Linked DNA regions of Homo sapiens: regions 1 and 2 are each linked to region 3. A link is a contact called in ENCODE Hi-C or POLR2A ChIA-PET data. All regions are on one chromosome and are shown on one strand. Each heading gives the region's core, a stretch centred on a gene start or an enhancer-like site at or near the end of the contact. The rest is flanking DNA. Distances are from core to core; before and after follow the strand shown. Region 1 holds the start of ZNF607 (zinc finger protein 607). Region 2 holds the start of ZNF573 (zinc finger protein 573). Region 3 holds the start of PSMD8 (proteasome 26S subunit, non-ATPase 8).

The links. Hi-C counts contacts between places; a loop is a spot of excess contacts on that map. ChIA-PET counts read pairs that join two places held with the same protein, here RNA polymerase II (POLR2A). Pooled maps may share reads with other maps.
Region 1: a map with no recorded cell type shows a loop between it and region 3 (17-fold over the local background). The contact joins the promoter of ZNF607 here to the promoter of PSMD8 in region 3. A Hi-C loop is called at or near these places in 1 of 37 single-sample maps with no recorded cell type and 4 of 50 pooled maps. POLR2A ChIA-PET finds 5 or more read pairs at or near these places in 1 of 52 experiments (Caco-2).
Region 2: a pooled map shows a loop between it and region 3 (11-fold over the local background). The contact joins the promoter of ZNF573 here to the promoter of PSMD8 in region 3. A Hi-C loop is called at or near these places in 1 of 37 single-sample maps with no recorded cell type and 9 of 50 pooled maps. POLR2A ChIA-PET finds 5 or more read pairs at or near these places in 2 of 52 experiments (activated B cell and activated naive CD4-positive, alpha-beta T cell).

What each region holds. Positions count from the first base shown.
Region 1 is chr19:37,716,389-37,721,265 of GRCh38, reverse strand. It overlaps ZNF607 (zinc finger protein 607), which reads left to right and starts at 1,505. Exons shown (of 5, transcript NM_032689.5): 1 at 1,505-1,997. RefSeq lists silencers at 1,744-1,853, 1,914-2,003.
Region 2 is chr19:37,777,240-37,781,638 of GRCh38, reverse strand. It overlaps ZNF573 (zinc finger protein 573), which reads left to right and starts at 2,053. Exons shown (of 5, transcript NM_001172690.2): 1 at 2,053-2,095. RefSeq lists enhancers at 1,239-1,901, 1,760-2,109, 1,816-2,110, 1,902-2,565.
Region 3 is chr19:38,371,883-38,376,747 of GRCh38, reverse strand. PSMD8 (proteasome 26S subunit, non-ATPase 8) reads right to left here and starts at 2,177. Exons shown (of 7, transcript NM_002812.5): 1 at 1,787-2,177; 2 at 516-588; 3 at 294-396. The coding sequence starts at 2,146. RefSeq lists enhancers at 1,868-2,007, 1,638-2,268.

The DNA.
Region 1 (4,877 bases), core at 256-2,755, 650 kb after region 3:
GAGGCCAAGGCGGGCAGATCATCTGAGGTTGGGAGTTCGAGACCAGCCTGACCAACATGGTAAAACCCTGTCTCTACTAAAAATACAAAATTAGCTGGGCATGGTGATGCATGCCTGTAATTCCAGCTACTCAGGAGGCTGAGGCAGGAAAATCGCTTGAACCTGGGAGGTGGAGGTTGCAGTGAGCCAAGATCGTGCCATTGCACTCCAGCCTGGGCAACTAGAGCAAAACTCCGTCTCAAAAAGAGAAAAAAGAAAAAGAAAATAATATGTGGAGTCAATTTAATCCATTGATCTATGTGTGGTATTTCTGAGAGATTATTCAGGAGATTCAGGAGCAACAAATCCAAGAACTAATTAAGAGAAGAAAAAGTGATCAATAAGTTCTTAAATTGTAACTTTAATAGTTTTTTTTCCTTGACTATTTGTATTTTTGAATGGTGATTTTTTAGTTTTGTTCCTTTTCCTCTTAGGGTATAGACAAATATTTTTTATTTTTAAATTAATTTTACTTATTTATTTTTTGAGACAAGGTCTTGCTCTGTTGCTCAGGCCAGAGTGCGGTGACACCATCATACCTCACTGAAGCCTGAACTTCCGGGCTCAACTGATCCTCCTACCTTTGTCTTTGGAATAGCTGGGCCCACAGGCGTGTGCCACCACACCAGGCTAACTTTCATTTTTGGTAGAGTTTGGGAGGAGGAGAGGGGTGTCTCACTATGTTTCTTAGGCTGGTTTTGAACTTCTGGCCTCAACTGATCCTCCTGCCTTGGCCTCCGAAAATGCTGGGATTAAAGGCGTGAGCCACCGTGCCCAGCCTGTATTCATCAATATTTTATTAAGCCAAAGAAACAGGAAATTCGGACTATTAAATATTTGTCCGTTTTAGCTGTTGTAAATATTTCCCCCAAATTTACTTACCTAAAAATTTTTCTTATTCGTTTTTTACCATTTGGAAATTTTGGATGCTTCTAAATAACTATGAAGATTTACAAAGTATTACATGAAGGATCAAAAAAATTTTTTAAATTTCTTATTTTATCTTCAAGAAGCCTATTCCAGAACAAAAATAATAAAACTATTTAGCAGTTATTTCTTCAGATGATTTTTTAGTCAAATTTTTAGTCAAATATATTCGTGTCCAAAGATGAAGAACATAATGTCATGTATTGAAGAATGTGATGGAACTTCAAACCCTCATATAGGACGTGAGTCCATTTACTTAGCGCTTGACGAGACAAGCTGGGCCTGTCGGGTGGTATTAAAAGTCCCAGTCCCATGTGTTACCAAGGAGGCCGGCTCTACCTCAGGAGCCATGAGGGTTTCGGCGCCCCACCCTGAGGAGCTCACACCCATCCAGCAGGTGATCCCTTCCGAGGCTACCTGGATCAGTTTCTACTCAGACTCGCCTCCTACTGGCCCTAAGAACGCACTAACTCCACCCTAAGCCTCAGGCCAGGGGCCCAGTAGTGGCCGATCTGCGCATGCGCACTCGAGGCAAGGCGGCCACTCCCAGAAGTCTCCGGGGCTCGAGCGGTGGGTGGGAGGCGCGGTCCAAGTGGTCGCTGCCGTATTTCTCGTAGGTTTTTAGGATTCTGGACTCCATTTCTCACCGGTACCTGCGGTCCTGACTGTTCTGGCTTGGACTACATATTACAAAGGCAACGGAGAAAACTTGGACCCCTGGCTCCGGTTCCGGGACCTTTTGGTTCCACCTGAAGAAGGCGGCGCAGGTCACTGCGGGAGCCTCTGCAGCCCCAGCCCGCCGCCCGCGTGGTACCCTGCGTGGCGGTGAGAGTGGGGCTGCAGGAGGCGCTCAGAGCGCGGAGGCCCCCAGGCGGGCCGGGCGAGTCTCCCGCCTCCTCAGGCCCTAGGGTGCTGGAGCTGCGGAGGAGGGGCCCGTCTCTAGGAGACAGGCGGGGAGCGTGAGAGACCGCGCAGCGGCGACAGGACCGGCTTGCCTGTGTGACGTGGGTGCAGTTGCGGGACTGTGAGGGGTGCGTAGTCGACCTTGTGTGACCTGTACATGCCGTGTGTGTCCTTTGTAAAGCGTGCTTCGCTGGGCTCTGTGGGGTCTATTGACCCTTGGCTCCAGGTTCCCTGCTGCTTCCTGTGCCTTCCTCAGCCTAGTACGACTACAACAGAGAAATGGTCCCAATGGGAAATCAGATACTGAGTCTTAGATGAAGATTTCCAGTGAGAAGAAACAGATAGGATGAGAAGCTTAGAAGAGTAATTGCCCTTAAGAAAGGTATGATAGATTCTGTTAAATAAAAAAGTATTCAGTGACACTTGTTAAAGCATGCAAAGAACCCTTTATTCAGGACCATGGTGGTAGGTATTGGGATCCCGGCTGTGAGATTTTGCAGTGGGTAACAGACATTGGGCTCAACTCCGAATTCAGCATGAACAAGTGGGAATTTATAGCCAAGAAGGTTAGGGATCACTGGATGAGAAATTACTAAGAGGAAATGTCTGGGTTAAGGAAGATTCTGACTAAACGCACCTAACAGGATTATTTCTGGAGAGAGAGACCTGGGGGACGGTGGAGGATGAAGATACGGAGGCGAAAGGGTCTTGCTAAACTGACTTAGAATAGTTCTTTGCTATAGCCAGATTTTACAGTGAAGTGTACAGATGGGCCTAGCTGAAGGTGTAGTAGCCTGACTAAAATTTGGTCTGGCAGGGTTTGTCAGTTTCGAGTGTAGGATTCCCTCCTGAAAAGGGTTGTTACTCCGCCCCCACCTCCCGGTTCTTGGAGTTTCATTTACATGTTTAACAAACACGGCCTTGAATTCTGACCCCAAGAACCTGCAGTGAAGGATGATTGCAGGTTCCATCCAACATACTTCCTTCTGGTCGTGTGTATGAAATTACGCGCCTGCAGCCTTGGAGGGGGGAAACATAAGCGCTAAGTATTATGAGGCAATTTTGGATATTCCGTTTTGGATTTCTGTAGATCAAAAGCAACAAGAATATGAACTTAGCCGTGATGTGAAGGAAGTGAGCCAGAATTTAAGTTTTCCAAAATAGGAATTCTCGGTCATTGGTGTACTGTCTGTAGACCAATGCCCTTATGGGCATAAGGGACATCACAAACCCCCTGAAATTCTATAAAGAATTCCTGTACATGTTTGTTAATTTGCATTTTTCTAGGATGTCCATAATCCAAATTATTTAGACTCAGGTTTTAGATCTGGAATCAAAGAGTTTTATACCTTTGAATGGTTTTGCAGAAAACTAATGAACGAGATTATGGGAATGGTTAAGAAAATTATACAGCGTCCAAGGGATTGGATATTATACAAATAATAAGATTTATGTTTGTAAAGAATCTGTCACAGGATAAATAGCTGTGATCTAATGTTTAACACTATTTAGAGTTACAGTGGTGGATCACAGTTCTCAAACTATATATGCAACTCTTTTTCTTTCTTTTTTTTTTTTTTTTTTTTTTTTGAGACTGAGTTCCGCTCTTGTTGCCCAGGCTGGAGTGCAATGGTGCGATCTCTGCTCACTGCAACCTCCGCCTCCCGGGTTCAAGCGATTCTCCTGCCTCAGCCACCTGAGTAGCTGAGATTACAAGCATGGGCCACCATGCCTGGCTATTTTTTTTTTTTTTTTGTATTTTTAGTAGAGACGGGGTTTCTCCATGTGGGTCAGGCTGGTCTTGAACTCCCAACCTCAGGTGATCCACCCACCTTGGCCTCCCAAAGTGTTGGGATTACAGGCGTGAGCCACCACGCCCAGCCGCAGCTCATTTTTTAAAAATGGAATTTTGGGCCTGGCACAGTGGCTTCCGCCTGTAATCCCAGCACTTTGGGAGGCCGAGGCGGGCAGATCATGAGGTCAGGAGATTGAGACCATCCTGGCTAACATGGTGAAACCCCGTCTCTACTAAAAATACAAAAAATTAGCCGGGCGTGGTGGTGGGCGCCTGTAGTCCCAGCTAGTCGGGAGACTGAGGCAGGAGAATGGTGTGAACCTGGGAGGCGGACCTTGCAGTGAGCCGAGATCGAGCCACTGCACGCCAGCCTGGGCGACAGCGCGAGACTCCGTCTCAAAAAAATAAAATTTAAAATTAAAATTAAACAAAGGGAATTTTGCAAAAACTTTTGCAAGGATTGTATCCAAAATGATTATTTAATTGGTTTTTCAGAGAGGAATGAAAGGGTTGTGGCTACATTTACTGAGCATATAATGTGTGCCCCAAATTATTGGACCTATTTTGTGTACCTGTTCCCATTAGATGTGCAGAAGCCATTTCCCTGTCCACTAAGGAAAGAATCTTTATAGTGAATTGTTTCTAGTTATGTAGAAGAAACACAGCTAAAGGCTGTTCAAGAAGACAAAGAGTTACATGTTTTAGTCACGCTGATTTTTCATTCTAGGCCTAATATTTAGATTTCTTTTAATGACACATGTACCCTCTCCCCATAAGGATACTTTTAGAAATAGTTTATTACTACTTTGAAATATCTTGAAGTTATATTTATGATGATGGAATTAAGGCAGTTTCGTCACAAAAATTTCACTCCCTAAGATAGTTTCAAAGAAGAAATTTAGAATAACCCAAACCTCCCTGCCCAGAGAGAATCACTTTACAAATTTGGGTGTATATGTTTTCAGTTTTCATGTGTGAGCACTTGTGTGTGGTTTTGTCTTTACAGAAGAGAATTAATGAAATAGACAGACTCCTACTTTTAGTTAGAAAAAGGAATCTAACCCAACCATGGATATAAAACCAGTATGATGAGACACCATTACTTTGGACTGAGCTTCTGCACTAGGCTCCAACAGACCAGACTAAACCAAAATGAAGTCACTCATGCTAAAAGCCACATTACAAAACTGAAACTTTAAGGGAGCAGGTAGAG
Region 2 (4,399 bases), core at 804-3,303, 590 kb after region 3:
TTATTAATTGGCTGATTCATTCAGACACATAATTATCAAGTAAAATCTCACTATTTCCTTAGCATTTCCCTTCAATTTAGCTTAGAAAATCTATTCCTAAGTTAATTTTTTAAAACATATACAATTAGCCAGGTGTGGTGGCACATGCCTGTAATCCCAGCTACTTGGGAGGCTGAGGCAGGAGAAGCACTTGAACCCGGGAGGCAGGAGAAGCACTTGAACCCGGGAGACAGAGATTGCAGTGAGCCGAGATCGCGCCACTGCACTCCAGCCTGGGCAACAGAGCGAGACTCCATCTCAAAAAAAAAAAAAAAGGTTTTCTCCAGATCATTTTTACATTTAATTATTCAGTCTGTTTTGACTATACCTTTAAGAATTAAGTAAATATAACTTTACTTCTACACACTATTAGTCAATGTACCTAACACAATTTATTGAATAAACCAGTCCATTCACAACAACATCAAAAGTACGTACATTTCCCAATGTAAATTAATACAGCCATGATGGAAAATAATATGGAGATTCATCAGAAACTAAAAATAGAATTACTATATGTTCCAGCAACCCCACCGGTGGGTGTATAGCTAAAGGAATTGAAATCAGCATGCTGAAGAGATAACTGCACTACCATTCACTGCAGCATTATTCTGCATTGGATACGGAAGCAACCTAGGTGTCCAGCATGTTATAAGTGGATAAAGAAAATGTTACATATTATATATATTATGTATATAACCTTATACACATATATATATGTATATATAAAGGAATACTATTCACTTTTTAAGAAGAGGAAAATCGGCCGGGCACAGTGGCTCGCGCCTGTAAATGCAGCATTTTGTGAGGCCAAGGTGGGTGGATCACCTGAGGTCAGGAGTTCGAGACCAGCCAGATCAACATGGTGAAACCCTGTCACTGCTAAAAATACAAAAATTAGCCGACGTGGTGGCGCATGCCTATAATCCCAGCTACTTGGGAGGCTGAGACACAAGAATCGCTTGAACAGGGGAGGCAGAGGTTGCAGTGAGCTGAGACTGTGCCACTGCACTCCAGCCTGGGTGACAAGAGCGAAACTCCGTTTCAAAAAATAATAATAAGTAAATAGATTTTTAAAAAATAAATAAAAAATAAAAATAAAACAAGGAAAATTCTGTCATCTGTGACAACATGGATAAACCAGGAGGACATTATGCTAAGTGAGAGAAGCCAGTAACAGAAAGATAAATACCAAATACCACATAAGTGGTATTTGTGGAATCTAAAAAAGTCTAACTCTTAAGAGGCAAAGAATGGTGTTTACCAGAGACTGAAAAATGGGGAAAAGGGAGATGTTAATTAAAACAGTACAAAATTTCAGTTAGTCAGGAGAAATAAACTTTGTTAATCGATTGCATAGAATAGCAACTACATAAATAATGTGTTGCATGTTTCAAAATTGCTAAAAGTAGATTTTAAATGTTTTCACCACAAAAAAGTGAGGTGATGGATTTAATTAGCTTGATTTAATCATTTCGCATTGTAAACATAGATCAAAACAGCATATTGTACCCTATCAGTATATAAAACATACAATTATTATTTGTCCATTTTTAAAAAGTTACTTTTCTCATACCTTATAACAAGACTGGACTTCCTCAGGGGACACAGAGCAGAGTCCCCGCCCTCGGGAGCTCATAACCGATCCCCCACGCTCGCCCTCGCGGCCACACTTTGAAAGCCCTCCCCTACCGGCTCTACACTCAAACAGCCCGAGGCTTCGGGCAGCCTCGAGTTCGGATTCCACTTCTCAGCCTTCTGGGGTCACTGAAACCCTCAGAACTCCGAGGACAAGTCGGACACGCCTTCGCCTCAGCCATCTTCGCCAGCGCAATAAGTCTCTGTGTCTTCACACTCCTGGTAGAGGGAAAACTAAAACCTCCGGGAGCCAGCGTCCGGCGGTGCCTGCAATCTAACCGGGATTTGGGGTTCCGAGCCACTTTTCCCACAAGCCACCGCGGTCATGGAGCTTTAGGCTTAAACTACATTTCCCAGAGGGCAACGGGAACACCCAATCTATGGCTTCCCTTCCGTTTTCGCGTGGTTCTTTTGCAAGGTGGGTTGAACTCATTTCAGTATATAACAGGCACAGAGTACTCGCAGGGAGGGCTCTGGGCAATCAAGTTACGTTGGAGCCCAACCTAAACCAGCCGGGGTGGTGGAGGAAGCCCTTTAACCGTGGAAGCCTCTAGTGTGGACGGCCAGTTGTTATCGGAATCTCAGGCCCGTGGGTGCATGAACAGCAGAGGAGGGTATTTGAGTGCGCACGTGAGAGAATGTTGTATATGTCAGATGGGGAATGTTTGAGAGTGTGTGACAGAGAAACTGCGTGTGAGAGGCTGGGATGTGCCTCCTTGACGGTGGGTGCGGTTGTGAGGCTGTGACAGGTGAGTGAGTGGCTGTGCTTGCGTGACGGGGATATGAGGTGCTTGTCCTTTTCATGTACGTTGATTGCGGTGGCACTGCGGTGTCACTTTGAGTCTTGGCTGTAGGTTCCCGGCTGCTGCTTCTCTCCTCCCTCCTCACAGCTGCTTGCGGCTGACACACACAAAAAATGTCTGCAAGAGGGAAGTTGGATACTGAACTCTACATCAAGTTTTCCAGCAAGAAGGCATTGACTTGCTGTGAGATTGGAAACGCCTGGGAGGTTATTTCTTTGTGAGCTCTGAGAGCGAGCTACCTGTCTCAGAACCTCGTCTTTCCCAGAGCTCTGACCCCAGGAACCTGCTGTGAACTCATACCCAGATTCCAGCCTCTCTCCTACCTCCATGTGTTAAAGTGTGTGAACAGGGAAGGCGTGGAGGGTATTGTGTAAGGAGGCATTCCGTGCTTCAAGGAAAGGCCTGATAACTCATGATTTTTTTCTCCCTCCCTGGTCCTGCTATTCCTCAAAAGGACTCTAATGAGGAGGAAAAAAATTCTTTCACATCTAAAACTCAATGTTTAGGCTAGTTGGCTTTTTTCTTTCCTAAGGTTACTGGTTTTAGAGTATGTTTTACTTCATCTGAAATGTGTCTGAATGTCCTAATACCAATCTGCTTTCTTTCCAGTAGATGTTGGGAGCCATTGAGCTGAATCTCATTAACGTTCTCATATTTGGCCGGGTGTGGTGGCTCACGCCTGTAATCGCACCATTTTAGGAGGCCAAGGCGGACGGATCACTTGAGGTCAGGAGTTCGAGACCAGCCTGGCCAACATGACGAAACCCCATCACTACTAAAAATACAAAAATTAGTCTGGCGTGATGGTGCATGCTTGTAATCCCACCATCTTGGCCAGGCTGGTCTCGAACTCCTGACCTCATGATCCACCCGCCTCGGCCTCCCAAAGTGCTGGGATTACAGGCGTGAGCCACCGCACCCAGCCTTATGTGGATTATTTTACTTCATCTTCAGACTATTTTATATGCTAAATGACATTTTCTCCCAATTTACCAATGAGACTTTAAGACACATTTTATTAAGTATCAGAGCTTAAATCTGAAAGTCATATCCTAAAAGACTAACAACAGAATTTGTATTAGTTACTTCAAGAGACCACCTCTTAAATATTACTTTTTTTTTTTTTTTTTTTTTGAGACAGAGTCTCGCTCTGTCGCCCAGGCTGGAGTGCAGTGGTGCGATCTCGGCTCACTTGCAAGCTCTGCCTCCCGGGTTCAGGCCATTCTCCTGCCTCAGCCTCTCCGAGTAGCTGGGACTACAGGCGCCCGCCACCACGCCCGGCTAATTTTTTGTATTTTTATTAGAGACTGGGTTTCACCGTGGTCTCAGTCTCCTGACCTCGTGATCTGCCCGCCTCGGCCTCCCAAAGTGCTGGGATTACAAGCATGAGCCACCACGACCGGCTTTTTTTTTTTTTTTTATGACAAAGGCTTGCTCTATGGCCAGGCTGGAGTGCAGTGGCGCAGTCTCGGTTCACTGCAACCTCTGCCTCCTGAGTTCAAGCAATTCCCCTGCCTCAGCCTCCTGAGATCCATTATATCATTATTATGTCTTTGCATCCTCATAGCTTAGCTTCCACTCATAAATGAGAACATGTAATGTTTGGTTTTCCATTCCTGAGTTACTTCACTTAGAATAATGGTCTCCAACTCCATTCAGGTTGCATCCAATGCTGTTATTTCATTCCTTTTTATGGCTGAGTAGTATTCCATAGTGTATATATATGTGTACGTACACCAAATTTTCTTTATCCACTTGTTGATGGGCATTTAGGCTGTTGCCATATTTTTGCAATTGTGCTGCTATAAACGTGTGTGCAAGTGTCTTTTTCATATAATTACTTCTGTCTGGGTGCAGTGGCTCACACCTGTAATCCCAGCATTTTGGGAGGCTGAGGCCAGCAGATCACTTAAGGCCAG
Region 3 (4,865 bases), core at 928-3,427:
GGCTGCCACAGGGGTTTGAGTCAGAGGGGCAAGGCTGGGGCCAGGACACGTGAAAGGTGATGGCAGCCCCACTGGGCAGAGGGGGTGCAATGTGGGAATGGGTAGGGGGAGACTGACTAGTCAAGCCAAGTCTCAGGACCTCCAAGCCAAGCCCTGACCCTGCACCACTGAGGAGAGAACTAAGCCAGGAGGAGTTCCCAGATGAAGGAAGAGGACCCAAGCAGCCAGAGCTCCAGAAATAAAGGAGCTTCCATGCAACCACCCCCCCAGTTGGGGGCAGGGCCCATTCTCACTTGTAATCAAAGTAGTAGCATTTGAGCTGGGCCATGTAGCGCTCGAAGGAGGGGATGTCCTTGCGTAGGATGCTCCATTGGGCCCCGATCTCCAGTATGTCACCTGTGGGTGACAGAGTGAGCTCTCAGGAGGTGACTGAGGTCTCTTCCCCAACCACCAGTGCTACCATTCCTGCCATGACCCCCAGATTATCACCCCCAACCAACCCCAGTGACACTCACGGGCCAGAATTAGCTGCTGTTTGGTCAGCTTGGTCCCTGTGGTTGGCAAGAAGTTGAGCTCCAGAAGAACTAGCTGATGGGGAGGGGAGGGAGGGAAGAAAGAAAAGAAGGGAATTCAAATACAGATGACTTACCTGCTCTACGCTCTGGTCTTCCCACTTGGAAAATGGAGCTAACCATCATCCAGACTCATGAGGAATGCTTTCTCATAAAGCACTCAGAACAGGGCCTGAGCACGCAACACATGCCCATTTAAGATTACATCACATTACAATTATTAATAGCCCCACTGGGGAAACAAGGAGGGACACTCAGTGCCTGACCCAGTGGAATCACGCGGCGGTGGGGACAGGAGTACATTCCATTCTTGGCCCATCTTCCCCACAATCTATTGGGGAAGGGGTAGCTGGGCTATCCCCAAAATCTATATCTGGGAGGGGGAGGTCCAAATCTCCCCCCACAGTTCAGCCCATACATCTTTCCTTAGCAGGCTCAGCAGCTTGTTCCAAGCCACTGGATTTACACTCCCTCCCAACAGATGTTTGGTCTGAAGCACTCTGGGCCCCGTATTCTTGTTCTCTACTTGTAAGAATATTTCTTCTAGGTTCAGTCCTGCCTTCACAACTAGGCTGCCCCCTCTCCCAACAGATGCGAGCCTAAGCCCCAGATCTCTCAGATCCTAACCCAGCCTGGTCTTAACCACACACCCTCTACACAGCCCACCTTTTCAGCCTCATTCTTTTATCACTCCGGGCAGTCCTCACTTCCCACTTGGTCTTGCCTGGAATCCACCATCAGGAAAAGCCCGAATCCCAATCCTGCCACTCCGACCAGTTAAGCCTCCACGCACCAAAAATCTAACCCCTCACTCAGTTCTGCCATAAGTCTTCCAATCATTCCCCCACCACCCCCGCGTGGGTCCATTCCAGTCATCTCTCACTTAAAAAAAAAATGTAGAGACAGAGTCTCGCTATGTTGCTCAGGCTGATCTTGAACTCCTGGGCTCAAGCGACGCTCCCCCGCCTCGGCCTCCCAAAGCGCTGCGATTACAGGCGTGACCATCAACGCTCCCTGTCCCTCTCTCGCTTCTTGACGCCCTCCGAGCCCCCACTTTGGCTGTTCCAAATCTTTCACCCCATCGGATCCCCCAGCCCGCCTCAGTCTCGCTGGCACCGAGGTGGCTTCCGCGGCCCGGGACTTGGTTGGGTCCAGACACCTCGTAGCGCCTCCCACGCCCGCAACACTCGGTTTCCTGGGCCTGCCGACTTTACCTTGAGTCGACCCAGCTCTTCCCCGCACTTGCTAAGATTGGGGCTTTTACGGTTCCACTCGCCCTTGAGTTGCTCGTACATGCCGGTCGCGGCCTGCAGAACAGCGCCCGAGGTTGCCGCGGGCCCGGAGCTCGAGAAGCCTGCCGCCCCGTTCACCGCCGCGGCCGCCATCTTGCGTGATGCGGCAAGCAGACCGCCTGATTTACGGCAGCGCCGCCTACAAACGCTTGCCCGGCGGAAGTGGGGCCGAGAGGTGGAGCCCAAGGCCCGGGGCGGGGCTACAACCTGCCTCAGCCCGCCCCGGGTAGCCCGCCGTCGCTCTCGAGGTGGCGCCCTCGGAGCCCTGCCCTTAATGAACATGTCAGTTGGAGCTCCGCCTCTGTCGTCACTCAAGATGGTGACCGGAAGTTGGCTTTTGCCCTAACTGAAAATGACAGCTGTCTCAACACCACCCCCCCTACCCACCTCACGGTTCCAATAATGAACATGGCTGCCCTGGCTTCAGTCTGAGTGCTCGGGACGCTACGTAGCTGTCCTGGAGGTTCCGCCTTCGGGGCAGCGTCTCCAAGCCAAAAGGTAGCGGGTGTCGTGCCATTTGGAGAGCTGTGTTATTCTCATTTTATAGACAGACTGAGAGGCTGGGTAACCTTCCAAAGGACTAACAGCTAGGATGTGTACCTGGGGCTCCCTCTCCAGTCTTTTTCAATGCATCCTTCCACATTTTTTTCCCAAGCTTATATGAACTAACTAGTTACAAAACTCATCCAGCTCTATGGCTTTCAATGTCATGTGTAAGTGGAGGATTCACAATTTTTTTTTTTTGAGACGGAGTTTAGCTCTTGTTGTCCAGGCTGGAGTGCAATGGAGCAATCTTGGCTCACTGCATCCTCCGCCTCCTGGGTACAAGTGATTCTTCTGCCCCAGCTTCCCAAGTAGCTGGGATTACAAGCATGTGCCACCACGCCTGGCTAATTTTCGTATTTTTAGTAGAGACGTAATTTTAGTATTTTTAGTAGATGTTGGTCAGGCTGGTCTCCAACTCCTGAACTCAGGCGATTCCCTGGGCCCTGGCCTCCCGAAATGCTGGGATTACAGGCATGAGCCACCTTGCCTGGCCAGTATTCACAACTTCTTATACCAACTTCTTCCTCCACTGATTGATATTACATCTGCACATTCAACATCGCTTTTTCTCTCTTTTTAAAAAAAATTAAATTTTTTATAGAGACAGAGTCTCATTATACTGCCCAGGCTGGTCTCGAACTCCTGAGCTCAAGCGATATTCCTGCCTTGACCTCGCAAAGTGTTGGGATTAGAGGTGTGAGCCACTGCGCCTGGGCAGCACGTTTTTCTCAAACCCGACTTTCACTCTCCGTCTCCACCATTTAGAATGTCATCTCCATGAAGGCAGGACGATTTCCTTCACTACTGAATTCCCAGTATCTCAGTGCTTGGCAAATATTAGTAGACAGTCAATAAATATTTGTTGGCCAGGCATGGTGGCTCATGCCTGTAATCCCAGCACTTTGGGAAGCCGAGGCAGATAGATCACTTGAGGTCAGGAGTTCGAGACCAACCTGGCCAACATGGCGAAACCCCATCTGTACTGCAAATACCAAAAAAAAAAAACAAAAAAACCAGCTGTGCGTGGTGGCACACACCTGTAATCCCAGATACTCAGGAGCCCGAGGCAGGAGAATCGCTTAAACCCAGGAGGTCAGCTTGTAGTGAGCTGAGATTGTGCCGCTGCACTCCAGCCTGGGTGACAGAGTGAGACTCTGTCTCAGAGAAAATAAATAAATAAATGTAAAAATACCAAAAATTTGCCGGGCGTGGTGGTGCACATCTGTAGTACAGCTACTTGGGAGGCTGAGGCAGGAGAAGCACTTGAACCCGGGAGGCAGAGGTTGCAGTGAACTGAGATCGCCATTGCACTCCTGCCTGGGTGACAGAGCGAGACTGTGCTCAAAAAAAAAAAAAGAAAAAAGAAAAAAAGAAAAAGAAAGAAATTATATATGTGTTGAATTAATGAGTAAATTAATATGTGAAAGAAGTTGTGGTGGTAAAAAATGTTTTAAACAAAAATGATGGCCGGGTGTGGTGGCTCAAGTCTGTAATCTCAGCACTTTGGGAGGCTGAAGTGGATGGATCACCTGAGGTCAGGAGTTTGAGACCAGCCTAGCCAACATGGTGAAACTCCGTCTCTACTATACAAAAAATTATCTATCCAGGTATGGTGGCGGGTGCCTGCAATCCCAGTTACTCACTCGGGAGGCTGAGGCAGGAGAATCACTTGAACTTGGGAGGTGGAGGTTGCAGTGAGCCAAGATCGCACCATTGCACTCCAGCCTAGGCAACGAGCAAAACTCCATCTCAAAAAAAAAAAGAAAAAGACACAAATAAACAAAATACCACGTTGATATGGCCAGGCCAGGTGGCTCATGCCTGTAATCCCAGCACTTCGGGAGGCTGAGGCGGGCAGATCACGAGGTCAGGAGATGGAGACCAGTCTGGCTAACACAGTGAAACCCCGTCTCTACTAAAAATACAAAAAATTAGCCGGGCATAGTGGCATGCGTCTGTAGTCCCAGCTACTCAGGAGGCTGAGGCAGGAGAATCGCTCGAACCCAGGAGGCGGAGGTTGCAGTGAGCCGAGATCACACCACTGCACTCCAGCCTGGGTAACAGAGCGAGACTCCATCTCAAAAAACATAAATAGTTTCAAGTATGAGGGGAAATCCAGTCTCTGTCACTCTATCTTGGCTGGAAGTGCAGATGGTGATATTTAAATAACATGTTGACTTGGCTGATACAGGATTATGATGTGTTCACCTGGACCATGAGGTGACTCGGTAGAATCTTGGTGGTGGAAACAACCTTAGCCAGCAGCCCTTACACACATGAGTGTTGCCAACTCTTGTTATTGTCAAATTTCATCAGGTTTTTGTGCTACCAACCATGCCTAGTCAATGCCAACCCCAATGTATTCCTCCAACCCAACACTCTGGGTGAGCACCAACTAGGTGCAATCTCATACCTTTCCTCATTCGCTCCTTCATTCATTCATCTATTAATGCTG